Regions from separate parts of the Mus musculus genome. Here region 2 is linked to region 1. Evidence: chromatin loops called from intact Hi-C (ENCODE). Cell type or tissue: heart. All regions are shown on one strand. Links, peaks and the distances in the headings refer to the core of each region. The heading gives the core; the rest is flanking DNA.

Region 1 (8,342 bases), core at 38-8,037:
AAGTTGGTGACTTACAAATCAACAATAGCTATACTCTGTAAAAGATTATAATGGAGCATGGGGCGGCGGGGGGGGGGGTGTAGAAATTTCGGGAAGGCAAAAAAAGCAAAGTATCTCATTTAAGTGATAATTTTTCTAACTATCTCTTTAGCACGGCTTTATGTGAGCCTACCTTTCTAGAGGCGGTCTTTTGGCCAGGTGATTGATCTTGTCCAACTGGAATATTAGTCATCTATACAGGCCAGGTATTTTAATTTTTTGACCAGAAGGATTATCCCTTAATACGTTGTTATCCTAGCACAAGGATCGAAATGAAATAAATTGTCATTAAAGTAATGGGAAGGCTAGGCTGACTCCATGATAAGCTTCAGATTGGCAGTTCAGGGGACGAGGCCTAAATCTCTGTTTCCAAGAACTGGGCAAATCCAGGCAAGTCTAGGCCTCAGAAGCTGCCCTGCCACCTGGCCTGAAGCAAGGACAATGGGTCAGCAGCAGTTTCCAGACTTCCTCAGCAAGTTTCCAGACTTCTCCAGCAACAGCTTCTAGCCCCTCCAGGTCCCAGCAATGGAGTATCATTAGAGATAGCCAAGATTAAGATAGAGGTCACCTAACCCTCCCTGGAATTCCCCTAATGTGCTTTAAAACAGGCCTGGGAGCTCACTTTGGGATCGCTCTATCTTTGTAGATGGTAGACCCCAGCATGCTGAACTTCTGCAAAATAAAACACTCTTTGCGTTTACATATTATTTGAGACTGCAGTATCATTCTTCAGAGAATCAGGGACCCTGTCTTAGTCAGGGTTTCTATTCCTGCACAAACATCATGACCAATAAGTAAGTTCAGGATGAAAGGGTTTATTCAGCTTACACTTTCCACATTGCTGTTAATCACTAAAGGTTGTCAGGACTGGAACTCAAGCAGGTCAGGAAGCAGGAGCTGATGCAGAGGCCATGGAGGGATGTTACTTACTGGCTTGCTTCCCCTGGCTTGCTCAGCCTGCTCTCTTATAGAACCCAAGACTATGAGTCCAGAGATGGTCCCACCCTCAAGGGGCCTTCCCCCTTGATCACTAATTGAGAAAATGCCTCACAGCTGGATCTCATGGAGGCACTTCCCCAACTGAAGCTCCTTTCTCTGTGATAACTCCAGCCTGTGTCAAGTTGACACACAAAACCAGTCAGTACAGTCCCTTACAGTAAGACCAGTTGTCACTAATTCTTCGTTTTTCACTAGCCACACTCAGCGTTAGAGCAATGGAGGCAAAATAATAGAGAATTGAAATTTTTGTTGTTCTGTCCAATAAGTACTGTAAGTGAAGGTGTATATAAAATGGTGACTGTAAGGATGGAGCACAAACTTAATCTAGCAAGAGACCAGTTGTGGCAGGTCTATGGGTTTGCAGACACTGTGAAATGGAGATTTTGAGAATCAGGACACTGGGAGTGAACCAGAAGGGTAGGACTTGTGGTTAAGAGGGATAGTTAAGCTCATGGAGAGGACACAGTTATAATGACAGTTCTAGGATATTCTCATGAGCCTTGGTGGCATAGTAGAGTGGAGGACAAGATCATAGGCAAAGATAATTTAAGGAACGGTGAAGCCAAGCATGTGGAAAAAAGTTTCTGTAATCTTTGAAGCCAATGAGGAGTGAGAGAAGAGGAGCATTGTTGGAAGTAAATATCAGCCAGGAGCTAAACCCATCAAGGACTCAGGGAAGAAAGTGGATGCTAAAATGTAACCTCCAAACAATGTGGGGATAGCAGTGTATTCTGATAGCATATGGTGCAAGAAAGTATACTTACCTGCAATATAACTTCTTCCATACTTTTTCGAGAATAACTTAAATTCTAAATCCAAAGTGCTAGCAGGACTGGTTCCATATGAAAGCTTCGGGGAAGAATCTGCTTATTTGTTCCACATTTTAGAGGCTGCTATCATTTGCTCTCTGGAGGCAGCAACTTTGATCTCTGCCCTCATTGTTCTTCCTCTCTGATTTAGGACTATGTTCCTGTAAGGTTCCTTAGGGTTATTAAGCCCACTTTGGCAGACAGGATTACCTCCCCACTTAAATGTTCTTGATTTAATTTAATTAGCCATTTCTTTTCCTGCCGTATAAAGTACCTATCACAGGTTCTGAAAACAGAATGTGGACATGTTTGTTCGCATGTCCTATTTCTCTCTTGGAATATTTGAGTTCTTAATTCTATTCCCCAAACTTGGCTCTTTATATTTGTTATTTCTAGAAGCACTACCACCAATCTCTGAGTAGGGCTCTCTCTCTCTCTCTCTCTCTCTCTCTCTCTCATTAGTATTAAGAAAGGAATTAAAATTCAGTGCAAATCCTGTTTATTCCATTTCTGAAAACTTATTAATTGTTCATCTGCCATCAAATCTCACTTGGATGATGGCAAGGCCTGGCTTCGCTCCCTGATTCATTACTGCACTATCCTGGTCTAGGCTGAATAGCACTGACATGGTTGTGAACAAAAACTTCCGGAAAGAAACTGCGTCTGACTGTGAAAGGAAATTCCTGAAAGTTAACTGTTTCTGCAAAGACTATTGGCTGATTAGAATTTCAGTACTCTGGAGAGATTGCAATTTTGCTGGTCCAGAGACCAATAATTACCTTATCTTGGGCTAAGTCAGAACTAACATCATGATACAATAGATACAAAACAAACAAACAAACAAACAAACAAAACCACAAACAACCTTTTAGAATCTACTGACTTATCAGGCAACTAGCTTCTACCAATACAAAAGCCGAGTGCCATTAGAGTCATCCTGAGCCTATAGAAAAGCTTCCACTACCTGCTTCTTGTATGTACCCAACAATATATTTTAAACTTGCCTTAATTTGTGACTTTCTCTGCTCTGTAAAACCACAAAAACTTTATGAAACTGCTTCCATGAAATTTGGGGTGACCATATCATTGTTCCAGGGTCATGATCACTCAAAATGGCTTCAGAATAAACTCCTAATCCTTTTAAGATGAGAGCTATGGTTTTTACCTTTCATTTTTTGTTTCCAGCGGCACGTTACATCCGAATTCATCATAAGGAAATAGGTTCTTACTGTATACTAGACAGGGTATGCAACTGTCAGCTCACTGTTGCAGATTAGGGTTAGGCTCCACCCTTGCAGATTTTTAAAAGGAGTAAGGCCGGGCTATATGCAAACCGAGTTCCCATAATGCCTTGTTTTCTTTGGAGTCGAAGGTTCCTGCAAGTGGAAAACTTCCTGGAGCTGACCTACTAGGTATTGAACCAGTTTCTGCATTGCTGAATCAATCTCCCAAGGGTAATTCCACAGAAATCCCAGGGGCTTGGAGTAAACAAGACCGCGCCTAGCCCAGCTAGAGGAAGTTTTATTCCGGAACCCAGCGCCATTTCTGGGTGGGACTGCTTTCTACACCATTTGCCGTAAAACGTTGTTTGAGAACGGTGTGAGGGGAATGGAGGTCTCTTCTCGGAGTTCAGAGCCTCTGGATCCGGTGTGGCTCCTTGTAGCCTTCGGCCGGGGAGGAGTCAAGCTAGAAGTTTTGCTGCTGTTCTTGCTGCCATTTACTTTGGGTGAGCTGCGGGGAGGCCTGGGGAAGCACGGACACACGGTTCACCGGGAACCCGCGGTAAATAGGCTCTGCGCAGACTCCAACGCTGGTCTGGGCTGCCTGTGAGTGCTCAGCGCCCCTTTCCCATGGGTGAGCGTGGGGCGCCCTCTACCCAGATCTTGGGTCGTACGCAGCCGGCAGGAACGCGTGGTCTCCCAGCTGCTTGTCTTTATTAGCTGTACGCTGTGCTTTTCTGTGCTGAATGTAGTGAGAGAAACGGTGTGGGGAGCAGGGGGTTGCAGGAATATTGAGAGATGCAATTTCTAATCCTAGAATTTGGTTATGAGGAAAGTTAATATTTTTGTGTTTCCTTATCTGTGAAATGGAGATATTGATGTCTTTCGTGGTATTGGTATTTAATAGGTGCCATCAAATATCTAACCCAATTTCAGCTCCTTAATTTATTTCTATCTTGAGACATTCCCTATGCACTTTCTCCGAAGGCCTAGACAAACAGGCCCAGGGATACAGTTTTCACACAGTGAGACTGTGTACTTTATCTCCCACCCCAAATCCTCATTAACTCCCTTGAGCTTCCACTTTAAGGAAGGTCCTTCCACTCCCACTCCAAGGTAAGATTTGAAAAGCTAGCAAGCCTCAAGGTGCAATGAAATATTTGCAAGTAGAAAAGACTGTAGAATTTACATATTAAATTTTACTGATGGTTAAGAACAAAATAGAGTGCCCATTTTACCCACCATGAAAGTTCTAATTTCCCTTTCCTTTCTCCTTAATCAGAACTTTCTAAGAGAAAGACTTCCTTGAAGTCTTTTGCATTGTTTGTTTTTTATTGTATTTCCAAAGTTAAATGAAAATGATTTTTTTCCAACATATAGTTATTGGTTACATATTATTTGACTCTCTCTGCCACATAATTAATGCTGCTAAGACTTAAAAGAAAATAACTGAGTCTAGAAGTTAAATCAAAATATGTATTGGAAAGTACATTAACAAAATGAAATGCAGTTTCATTTTTTAAATTATATTATTTTTTCCCCGTTGACCATAGTACTGATCCATTCCTGAGTGCCAGAGAGGAGGATCATGCATGGTCCATTGTAGCTAGCTGGAGAACTGAGAGTATGAGGGATGATGCAAGTTCTTTTATCCAATGTAATGTTGCTGTGTCTCATTCAACAGGTCACTGCCCAGCCCCATCACAGCTTCCTTCTGCCAAACCTATAAATCTAACTGATGAATCCATGTTTCCCATTGGAACATATTTGTTGTATGAATGTCTCCCAGGATATATCAAGAGGCAGTTCTCTATCACCTGCAAACAAGACTCAACCTGGACGAGTGCTGAAGATAAGTGTATACGTGAGTAACTGCAGAAGAGGCTCCTTTGTGCCAAATAGTAGAGTCGGCCTCAGTTTGTCTGGATTTTAGATTATGACTCATTATTAGTAATCTTATCTAAGGTATATAGTACATGTGGATCATCATTCTTGTCAGTCAAGTCTTTTTAACTGTGATTCTGTCTTCTCAATTGTTAATAAATTTAATAAGAATGATTGTCACAGGGCATGCTTAAGAGAAAATATCATCAGAATATTTCACTTAGGGTGTCTAACTTTGCACAAGTGTCATTAAGTAATGATTCTGAAACAAAGTGTATTTAATAACTAAGAGATGAAAAATGTTCAGACTTTAAGGCCAATAAATTAGAATACTTAGAAGAATGCTTCATGTTTTAGGGAGCCACTGTGTGAAAATAAGAAAAAACTTGGATGAGAGTTCTTTTGGAAGCTAGTGTCTGATGAATTTCCCCAAAGTGGCAAAAACTTTGAAGTATTACAAATATATATATTCTACAGTAAGTTATAATCAGGTTAGAAATTCATAAACTACAGAAAGTTCAGTTTACTGTACTTGGTTCCAAAATTCTGTTTCTTTTTCATAGGAAAACAATGTAAAACTCCTTCAGATCCTGAGAATGGCTTGGTACATGTACACACAGGCATTCAGTTTGGATCCCGTATTAATTATACTTGTAATCAAGGGTGAGTTGGCAACAACATCTCTTCATTCAAGAGTTCTGGAATAGCAGTACTACTTTCTAGTCAAATCTCAGGAAAGACATCTAATCTATTACTTCCTTATTTGGTTTTTGTTTGTGTTGTGTTTTGTTGTGTTTGTGCTACAGATTGAACTTAAGACTTTAAATATGCTAGACATATTTAAACAATATAATTGTTCTACAGCAAAGCAATGCCATCGCAATGTTACCTATCCTTAAAAGGCTTGAACATAATTGTTTGATTCTTGATTAAAATGAATAGAGATATAACATGACTTTGTGGGAAAGATTTGTTATCCCTGTTGAATAAGCAAAATAACACATGCGTTAGCTTTCCAATACTATGATAAAATAATTGAGGTAATGAATTAAAAGAAGGAAAGTTATATTTTCACTCATAATTACAGAAGTTTTAGTTCATGTTCTCTTGACTCTCTGGCTTTGGTCCATTACAGCAGGAACATGGTGAAGAAGGCCCATTCACCTTATAGTTGCCATAAAGAAAAGAGAGGCAAGAAAGGGCTAAGGTCTCAATATCTTCTCCTAAGGCATTGTCACTGGTGTCCTAATTTTGTCCCTTAAGGCCTACCTCTTAAAGATTCTACCACATCCCAATAAGATCATAGCCTGTGAGACTACGCCTTTAATCTATAAGCCTTTAGGGGATGTCTCTAACTATGGAAACATAGAAAGTGAAGCACTCACTGGTTGAGATAGTGCAGTCTAAGTACACAGACTTCTGAAATTCAGAGTGGATGCTGCTAGAAGAAAGAAAAGCCCAGGGAGCTCCGAGGAAGATCAGGCCTTAAATTTACAGCTTTTATTAGTTTACCAAGGTTGTTGACATGAGTACCACAGAGTGTTTTCAAACAAGAAAAATTATTAAGAGTTTGATTCTAAGTCTAAAAGTTCAAAATAAGGTGTTATCAGGACTCTGTTCCCTTTGATGTCTTTAGGGGTGGGATCTTTCTTGCCTCCTCCAGCTTCTGGGAGCTTTAGGCCTTCTATGTCTGTAGAGCACAACTCTAATTTCTGTGTCCATCTACATGATTACTTTCTTTCTGTTCTGTATGTATTTATATTCAGTGTTCTCTCTTTTCATAGTGATACTAGTTATGTTGGGTTAGGATCCATTCTAAAGACCCTAAATTTAGCTTAACTACATCTATAAAGACCCTATTTCCAAATGATGTCACATTGACAGGGAACAGGAGTTTACAGGATGACCATATCATTTAGGGAATACAATTCAACCTCAGAAATCCCTCTTTGAACATATCAAGCATAAAGTCACAAAGTATGTGCTAATGTTAGTTCTCATTACTCAACACAGAGTGAAATTCTGAATGTTAAACTATAGGACATGAACTAAATCTGTGTTCTTATCAAGATCCAAATAAAAATGGTATTTGAAAGTTCAAAAACTTTAAAACATTTGCTTTTCAAAGAACACTTTTGAAATAACACAAATAGAAAAACTATCTCTAAAGCATAGAATTTAAAAAGATGTTTCCCTAATATAGAATTCTTATAATTCCAGTGAAAAGACAGATAATTTTAAAATAGGCAAGGCTGAGATGGCTCAGCTGTTAAGGGTATATATTGCCCTTGCAGAGGACCTGGGGTCAGTTCTTAGCACCCACATCTGCCTGTAACTACTCAGCTCCAGGGAACTGAAACACTCTCAGGCCTTCACTGGTACTACATGTAAATACACAAACCCTCATATACACATAATTAAAAAGAAGAAATACATCTTTGAGCCAAGGGTGGTGGTGTATGTCTTTAACCACAGCACTCAGGAAACAGAGGGAGACATAGCTCTGTAAATTCAAAGCCAGTCTGGTCTACATATTGAGTTCCAAACCAGTCAGCTTATAGTGAGATCCTGTCTCAAAACAAAAGAAAAAATGAGGGAAGGATTAAACATTTTTCCAAAAAAAATGCATAAATGGTGTATAAGTAAGACATTTACTGCATATATTCATCAAAATACAAATTATAACCACTTTGAGATACTGCCTTACCTACAAAAATATCTCTAAAAGGAAGACAATAGGAAGTGTTGGCATAATTGGAAAGAAATGGAAGATCCTATACATTTCTGAAGTAGGCAACATACCAATATGTTTGAAAACTCCCAACAGTAAACAAACTCGTAGATCTCATTAGAGCACAGTGACTTGTGAAATGCTTGTGAAGATTGGATAGCCTGCCTACCTTTTAAGGTACAACAAACCAATGCATAAGCAAAAGGATGATCGCTCATCCGGAAAACATAGCTCCACAAAATGAATTTACTATGGCAGCTGTAACTGACAAAGGAGCTCAAAAGATACTTAACCAAAAATTCAGGATGACTTCTTTGAAGGAGGTTGTGAATTGCAGGAGAACACAGAAAATGCAGGGATACAGTAAATAAAACAAATGAAAACTAAAACAAATTCCACAGTCAAGGAATACGATGAGTAAACTGAGAATGCACACAAAGGTTTGAACAAAGAGAAGAAAAATTTAATGAACTAAAAAAGGGGAAGCATTTTGAGCCATCATTAAGCATATTGGTATAGCTTGGTACTCTCTGAAAGAACAAAGAAAAATAAATAGTCAAAAAGCTTACTTTTTTAAAAAAAATGTGACAGCAAACTTCTCAAACATAAAGAGAAAATGAACATCTAGATTCATGAAGCTATAAGAACTCTAAACAGATT
Region 2 (8,342 bases), core at 60-8,059, 100 kb before region 1:
TCTGTCTATAAATCTAGCCATATAGAGGTTGCTAGAAGGAAAACTCCGAACTAATAAGGTTAACTACAACCCTAAAAAGTCAGGGGATAAATAATCCTAGACCAGCAAAGTCAAAATAAGAAAGCACACAAACAACACAGCAATAAAATAAAAATAATAGGAATCAATAATCATTGTTTATTCATAACTCTCAACATCAATGATTTCAATTACCCAAAAAGACATGGACTAAGAGAAGGGATGTGAAAATAGGATTTATTCTTCAGCTGCATCTAAGAAATACACCCTAACATCAAAGATACACATCACCTCAGAGTAAAGGTTTAGAAAAACATATTCCTAGCAAGTAAACATATGAAACAATAGAGGTGTAGCACTTTTGATATCTGACAAAATAAACTTCAAGTCAAAACTAATTAGAAGACATAGATAAGAATATTATGTACTCATAGAAGAAAATATCCAACAAGAGAAAGTTGCTATTCTTAACATCTATGCCCACTCACTATCATAGCTTAAATCACATATTGGCACTTATACTGAAAGTGGGAGACTTCAGTACTCTACTCTCACCAATAGACAGGTAACCTAAGCATAAATTAAACAGACAAATGTAGCTGGTCTTTGCTACTTTCTGGGTTCTTTTTTCCTCCACCCTTCTCCATCTGTTTTCCACCCTGTCAATCTCCTAACAGTAGATAGAAGAGCAAAGGGAGTATGGGGAGAGAGGAAAGGAAACAGATTGCAGAATCTAATTCCTTTTCTTCTTGTTTCTTATTTGAGCACAACTAATAAGGAACCACAACCAACCTCCATAAAAAATGAACTACCAACAACCAGCCAACCCTGCCTCTCAGGGCCCTCTATAAAGCTCCCAGAATTCAAACATCACACAATTGAAGAAGCTACCTGCAGCTGGCAAAATCACACCCTTGCTATAGTAAAATGCAAATCATAGTTGGCTGTTTTGAACATCCTTAAGCAGCCCCATACCCCACCACACCTGAGGATAAAATGAAAGTACAATTGTATAATATTTCTGTGTTTCTTAGAGAAACCAAAAATTCCAAAATTCTCACTACAGAGAGACACTGGAGCTAACTGAGGTTATAAGCATAATGTACCTAACAAATATATAAAGAACATTTCACCCAAATGCAGATGAATACACCTCCTTCCCTACACCTTATGGAATTTTCTCCAAAACTGACCACATAATGAAAGGATGACATAAACCCCATTTGTATCTATTTAAGGACCCCATTTGTCTCCATTTAAGAACCAGGTCTGATTTTGAAAACAGGTCATAAGGTACCAGTTCCAGGAACGGACCATAAAAACCCAGAACAAGATCAAGAAACCCCTCCCAAAGAACAGCCTGAGGATATCCACAAAAAATGGGGAAGCATCTTATCTCAGAATGGGCCAACTGTGCTGAACAGCCCTGTATCATCCTGTGATTAGAAGTTCATGACATAGGCATGCAGACCACTGACCGCCTGTGACACCCTAACACCCACCAATGAAATTTTAGATAACCTAATCTTTCTAGAGAGTTTGCCCATTTCTCTATAAGAAGGCCTGAGCACCTTTGTCTCGGTTGCTATTTTGAAGAATGGTTGACCACCACATGTTGGATGTTTCTGCAGAATAAATGTTCTTTGTCTCTGTATACTTTCTTTCTCTGGGGTCTTCCTTCAGTCATTTTCAGGCCTTTACAATACTTGGACACAAAGCAATCTTATATACCAGGAAATCTAAACACCACCCTGCATACCATCAGACTGCCACAGATAAATGCTGGATATCAACAAAAACAAGAACAATAGAAAGCTTACACACTCACAAAAACTGGACTGAATGAAAATGATGAATGAAACTCTGGTGAGTGAAACATGGATCAAGAGGAAAACTTAGAAAGAAATTAAAGACTTCCTAGAATTCAATGAAAAAAGATACACAAGATATCCAAACTCATGGTACACAATGAATATGATTCCAAGAGCCAAGTTTATAGCAGTAAAAGCCTACATAAAAATTTTGTGAAGACATTAAAATAATAACTTAACAGGACACCAGATAGCTTGAAATGCAAGAAGAAATTGCATGCAGACAGAGTAGATAGCAAGAAATAATCAAATTGAAGGTTGAAATCAATAAAATAGAAACAAACAAAACAATGCAAATAATCAATAAAACAGAGGTTTGTCAATCTCATTGATTTTCTCAAAAAACCCAGCTCCCCTGTAAAACTTTCAGTCTTCTCTAAAACAGACAGGAAAACAAAACGTAAAAATAAAAAGTAAAAACAATACAGATAGTAGGCTCAGAAGATGAGAAAGCATCTCATTTTAACTTCATTTGTTATTTTCACTTCATGATGCTTCAGATGTCAAAGAGGAAGTTTCTTTCTTGAAGATACAGATGTAAAATCACCTAACATGGCATTGGCTCTGTTAGTTGAGCCAAGTGCCTCTCTTTTACCACATACAAGATTAATAGATCCCCCTAAAATTGCCTTCAGCCCTTCTAGAGGAACCTAAGACCCCTGATAAAGTATTTTGTACAAAAGAGCCCGCTTGCATTTTTCCTATTTCCATTACAGTAGGGGGTTTCACAGCCAAGAAAATGAGGACCAGAGTGGAAAGATGGAGGCAGTGGCTGTTCAGACTCAGGAGCTCCTGCTCAAGCTGCAACAGAGCACCAGGTCTCCAATGCACACCAGACTCACCCTATTTGCTGGCAGGAAACCTGGCTCTGCCACCGGCTGCCTTGCTTGGGACCTGCACTGGACACAAGAGGAGCAGCTATGCCTTGGGCTCAGTGGGTAGGGCAAAAAGTGCTTTTAGAGGTAGCAGGCACAAAGTCAGACAAGTTCATAATGGCAAAAAGTCTAGAGTGCTTTCCTCCTTCAAGTATGGTATGCCCAGACCATTTTCTTTCACTTTGTGCCTTAATTCAGATCTCTTCTTTTTCTCGTTATTCTTTTTAGTTCATTCATTCGTTTCTTTCTCTTCCTTCCTTCCTTCCTTCCTTCCTTCCTTCCTTCCTTCCTTCCTTCCTTCCTTCCTTCCTTCCTTCCTTCTTTCCTTCCTTCCTTCCTCCCTCCCTCCCTTTCTCTCTCTCTTTCTTTCTCTCTCTTTCTCTTTTTCTTTCTTTCTTTCTACTAAGCTAAAGGACCAGCAATTTGATATTTTTTAACCTAATATTTTTGTGGTCTCTGTCTTGCATACTTACATACACACACAAACACACAAAAATCTTAAGTCTTTAATAGAATACACTTTAATAAGATACATTAGCCTAGCCCAACCTGTGAGCTGGGGACTGGGGTTTTTGGAGGCAATTGAACATTGGGGGTACCTCATCTCCAAGTCTCGATGCTTATGCCTCCAACTGCAAATGCTTATTGATTTTCAAAGTTTTCTTTGTCAGTGTATATGCGGGTGTCTGTGCACATATGTGCCACAATTTTCAGTTCTTAGTTTCCACCATGGGTCCCAGGGATTGAATTCAGGTAATCATACTATACAGCAAGTTCTTTTATCTGTGGAGTACCTTGCTTCTATTGCATGCATGCATGCAGGCATGCATGCGTGTGTGTGTGTGTGTGTGTGTGTGTGTGTGTGTGTGTGTGTGTGTAGTGTGTAATTTTCACATAAGTATGTGCTGTATATCTCTACTTCCTTACTATTTTACTTCCTTTCCTCTGTGCTTATCCTTGTCTATCATTTATTTTTGCCTCAGGACAGTTTTACTTTGTTCTTGCCATAGAGACATTCATGTGTTCACACTTTTGTACAAAATATAGAAACAAATACAGTGGGTGAAACAAAAATAAATTTTAAAAATAAAAATGTGTTATTTTTGTTCAGTATTCAGCAACATGCTTTTGTTCGATTTTTTTTCTAAAATTCATGTATAACAATTAATGGTCATTCAGCTTGAAAATTTTCCTTAATGATGATAATAGCGTTTTTCATTGATATTCTGGGGGTTTTCATAAATGTTATCATACTATCTGCAGATAAAATGATTTACCTCTGCCCTTTTTATTCTTATACATTTATATTAGTAAGTATCAACCAAAGCCTTCCATACAGTATTGTATGATAGCATAGAGCACAATGTCAACTTGTAATTCATACTAGTGACAGGACTAAAAGTGTCACATTTCTCCATCCTGACCACAGTTCTGTGCTGTCTATAAGGGTGGTCTCCACTTAGTAGGACTCAGTGGTACCACTCAGTAAATAGGGAAACAGAAGGGTGTTGTTTATGTGACCTTTTCTGGACAAACATCATCAGGTGCTTGTCTGAAGAAATGTGGATATGGATATAAGGTGTGGGGTGCCACCTTGTGGAAGAAAGTATTTAGTGCACTTGAGCTGTATCTTCTCCCATAGTTGTCTTGTCTGGCTCCAAGTCCCAAAGCTGGAGGAAACCTGAGTCACTCACACCACAAGCACTTAGTCTATAAGCCAAGTCAGATGTCTTGAATCTCTAAGCTAATCCCATATGCACTAATAGGAACTCAGTTGTGGTTATAGGACACCAAGAGGAATCTGCCTGTCATGGTGGTGGCCCACTATTAGTCCAAGAACTCAAGCAGGAGGGCAGAGGCAGGTAAATATCGGGGAGCAGAACATTCTACTCTATAAAAATATTTCCAGAATAAATACAAACAGAAAAAAACCTTCTGTTCCAAACTCTGATTTTCAGTAATTGATACTCAATATGAACGTGTCATTATAGATGTGTGTCCCTTCTGGGTGCAGATTGTAAGATAAACTTTATTATGCCAGGAGAATATTCATGAGAAAATAAACTAGAGCAGCCAGGCAGATAAGAACAGAAGTAATGGGGTTAGAGAGATGGTTCAGTGGTTAAGAGCGCTGGCTATTTTTCCCCAGACCCTAAGTTCAATTCCAAGAAGCCACAAGAATTCCATTATAGGTGTCTTACAACCATCTATAGTGAGTTCTAATGCCCTCTTCTGTCATGCAGGGGTAGATGCAGATAGACCACTCATATACATAGAATAAAAAAGAAAAATCTTCGATAGAAAAAAAGAAAAAATATTAAAACAATAATATTAGAATGTAAGACTAATTTTTACAGACAATATTTTGAAAGCCAAAGTAGCTGACTATGCTACTTTAAAAAAGCCTGGTGAGACGGCCCAGAGGATAAAGTTATTTGTTAATAAACCTGCATACCTGAGTTCAGCCCCTGGGCTCCACATGGTGGAAGAAAAGAACCAACTCCTGCAAGTTATTGTCTTATGTCAAGGCATATACATCTCTACCATCTCCAGTTAGTAAACAAACAAAAAGATCTGAGAAAAGAGGTGGAACTAAGCAGTCACAGTGAGAGCTGCTTTGCTTTTTAGGTCAATGCTATCAACAGATGCCATCAATTTTACCCTTCAATGATGTTTGGAGAACAGGAAGAATTCAATGGACATAAATCCCGTTTCCTGCTGAATTGCTTCAAGTTTTTCTCAATTTAGGATGATGATGTCTGTAAGATGCCACTTCCCCGCCCCCTGCCTCTCTCTATTACTCTCTGTCCTGAAACTCACTCTGTAGACCAGACTGGACTGACACTCAAAGATCCTACCTACCAATTGCACAAATTTTGATTTGTTTTGTTTTGGCAGGGTGGTTGAAGAGAAAGGCTGATGTCTGTGAATTTGAGGCTATTGAGCCAAAACAAAACAAAAAATATTCTGGCTTTCATTTTATAGAGACATGTTCCCTATAGTCATATTGTCTGTAGAACTTTGATCATGAAGGCATGCTGGATTGTATCAGAAAAGTTTTCTGTGTTTTGTACTGCAGGGTTTTTTGGTTTTTGTTTGTTTGTTTGTTTGTTTTTTTAACTTTCCTTTTCTTTCTTAAGATAGACAACTAGAGCTATAAATTTCACCAGGGTACATACATTGGGATGCTATTGAGAGACCAGACTAATTCTGTCTTGAGTTCAGGCTCCATCTTAGAGAACCTGACCTATGTTGAACTCCAGTTAACCAACAAGCCTGCCCAAGTTGATTATATATTCTGTTAGGTTCTGTGCCCTGGGAAACCAGTCATGATAGAAATCAGTAGAGCTGCTTTGTATAGTTACAATAAGTTTGGACCTGAGCCAACCATCCAGCAGCACTTCTTGCACCTGTGTATAACCTTTTATGGTTTTTGCTTTTAAAACCTGCTCCTGGGATGGACCCCAACATAAGAGGCATACTTGAAACAATATAAGAAACTATTTGGAATAGTGCTTCCATTTTGAGTAGGGGTTGAGTAAAGTTTAAGTTCCCAAGACCTCCTTGAAGACTGGCATCCTACCTGGCAGAAAGAGACATTTACCTGGGTCATTGACATTCTGTTTGGTGAATTAAGACATGAACTTTAGACAAGTTCCCTGCCACAGTTGAATACACAAAGCAATGGGAGCAGGATAAGTGTACAACAAAGACATGCTCCTAAAAAATTCCCCTATCCCTAAATCCAGATTGGTGGAATAACTTGGCACAGATGTTTGTGGTTTTAAGGAATAAAAGCCCTGTAGGATCTTAACTCAATGTCACAGTTCACCTCTGGAACCTGAATTGTGACCCTAGTCGATCAGTTCTGTGGTGTAAGCAGTCTTGGAGTTCAACACTGGCTAACCTGCCTAATGACCTGGCTTCATTATTTATTTTGTGTGGGGAGGAGGGGGGTGCCTGCCTGCCTGCCTGCCTGCCTGTCTGTCTGTCTTTTTGTCTATATACCCTGTGCATTTCTTGTGTATTCAGAAGACAGATGAAGGGGGCAGATATGGTAAAATTAGAGTTGTGGATGGTCGTCAGCTGCTTGTTGCCTGCCCTATATGTGGTGGAACATGAATCTATGAAAGACAGCGACATGACAGGCAGGACTAGAAACAGGCTATTCAGTAAGCTTCTGTCATTCATTTTAGTGTTACAGAATTATATGTGAGGAGCCTCCTAGGTATATGAAACAAAAACAACAATAGGGAAAAGCATACACGTGTGTTCTGGTTTTCCCATTTTTACTTAAAAATACTTGATTATTTCTAAGGTACACAGATCAATGAATGCATACTTCCTGGAAATACATGGAAATAAACAAACAACCACCAACAACAATGAAAACAAAAAACTGTGAGGAACAACAGTAAAACATATTGGAATTGTAAATTTCTTGTGTCCCATGTGACCCATGGCTACTGCCATTACTTTTAGCAGGCTAGAGTGGGATTAGAATCCTTAGCATCTGTGTCTATATCGTCATTGAAATAGCTGTTGGTGTAGTAAGTCATTCTGGTCCCCGACTCTCCATGCTTCTGCTGTATCCACTACGTCGGCTTTCCTCAATCTCTCCTCCATAGTCAGAGTAGGGAGACATGCATGGAAGTTGAAATTGTTTCTCTCTCTCTCTCTCTCTCTCTCTTTCTCTCTCTCTCTCTCTGTGTGTGTGTGTGTGTGTGTATGTATGTGTGTGCCTGTGTGTTCACGCACACATGTATGTGCCTATCTAGTGCCCAGCCAATGTTTGTCTTTCAGAGATTTTTACTTATTTATTTCTTGTGGCTGGGCTTGTGTGGCCTTTAGGCCATTCTTCTTAAAATAAACCAATGTAACTGTACTGGCTGGTTTTGGGTGTCAACTTGACACAGGCTGGAGTTATCACAGAGAAAGGAGCTTCAGTTGAGGAAATGCCTCCATGAGATCCAGTTGTAAGGCATTTTCTCAATTAGTGATCAAGGGGGAAAGGCCCCTTGTGGGTGGGACCATCTCTGGGCTGGTAATCTTGGTTCTATAAGAGAGCAGGCTGAGCAAGCCAGGGGAAGCAAGCCAGTAAAGAACATCCCTCTATGGCCTCTGCATCAGCTCCTGCTTCCTGACCTGCTTGAGTTCCAGTCCTGACTTCCTTTGGTGATGAACAGCAGTATGAAGTGTAAGCTGAATAAACCCTTTCCTCCCCAACTTGCTTCTTGGTCATGATGTGTGTGCAGGAATAGAAACCCTGACTAAGACAGTAACAAACAAACAAGTATGTATTTATGTGTGAGGGAAAGCACTAGAATCAGTACAGTAGAGCACATATCCAGTGTGTGTGTGTGTGTGTGTGTGTGTGTGTGTGTGTGACCTCTGAGGTCAAAAGCTGCTTGTGAAGGGACTAAAGTCAGGTTAAACTGACTCCATGACAAGTTGCAACTTAGTAATTGTAAAGTAAGCATCAGTTGCTGTTTTTCAAAAGTGAGAACCTGGGTCTAAGAACCTGTGGTCAGCCAAACACAGCAACAGGCAGCCAATCCAAAGACACCTTGTCATCTGG

What was found. A loop is a pair of places that touch in the nucleus more often than their neighbours do. Peaks named below come from ENCODE experiments on the same cell type or tissue, not always from the same donor. Only the 100,000 strongest peaks of a DNase experiment are listed, where the experiment ranks them.
Region 2: it touches region 1 in a loop (7-fold over the local background); 9 of 42 quality-filtered maps call a loop at or near these places.

Annotation. Positions count from the first base shown.
Region 1 is chr1:195,126,419-195,134,760 of GRCm38, reverse strand. It overlaps Cr1l (complement component (3b/4b) receptor 1-like), which reads left to right and starts at 3,191. Exons shown (of 10, transcript NM_013499.2): 1 at 3,191-3,573; 2 at 4,752-4,931; 3 at 5,515-5,614. The coding sequence starts at 3,456. Gm32313 (a long non-coding RNA gene) reads right to left here and starts at 3,317. Exons shown (of 3, transcript XR_865921.3): 1 at 1,803-3,317; 2 at 173-294. In heart, for the core only: a CTCF peak has its summit at 3,718; a DNase peak (open chromatin) is centred at 3,660; H3K4me3 peaks cover 2,375 bases; H3K27ac peaks cover 1,730 bases.
Region 2 is chr1:195,228,837-195,237,178 of GRCm38, reverse strand. No RefSeq gene overlaps it. Among named protein-coding and RNA genes, the nearest start is that of Cr2, 56 kb to the right of the region's middle. In heart, for the core only: a CTCF peak has its summit at 4,374 (motif pointing left); no DNase peak of the experiment used is centred there.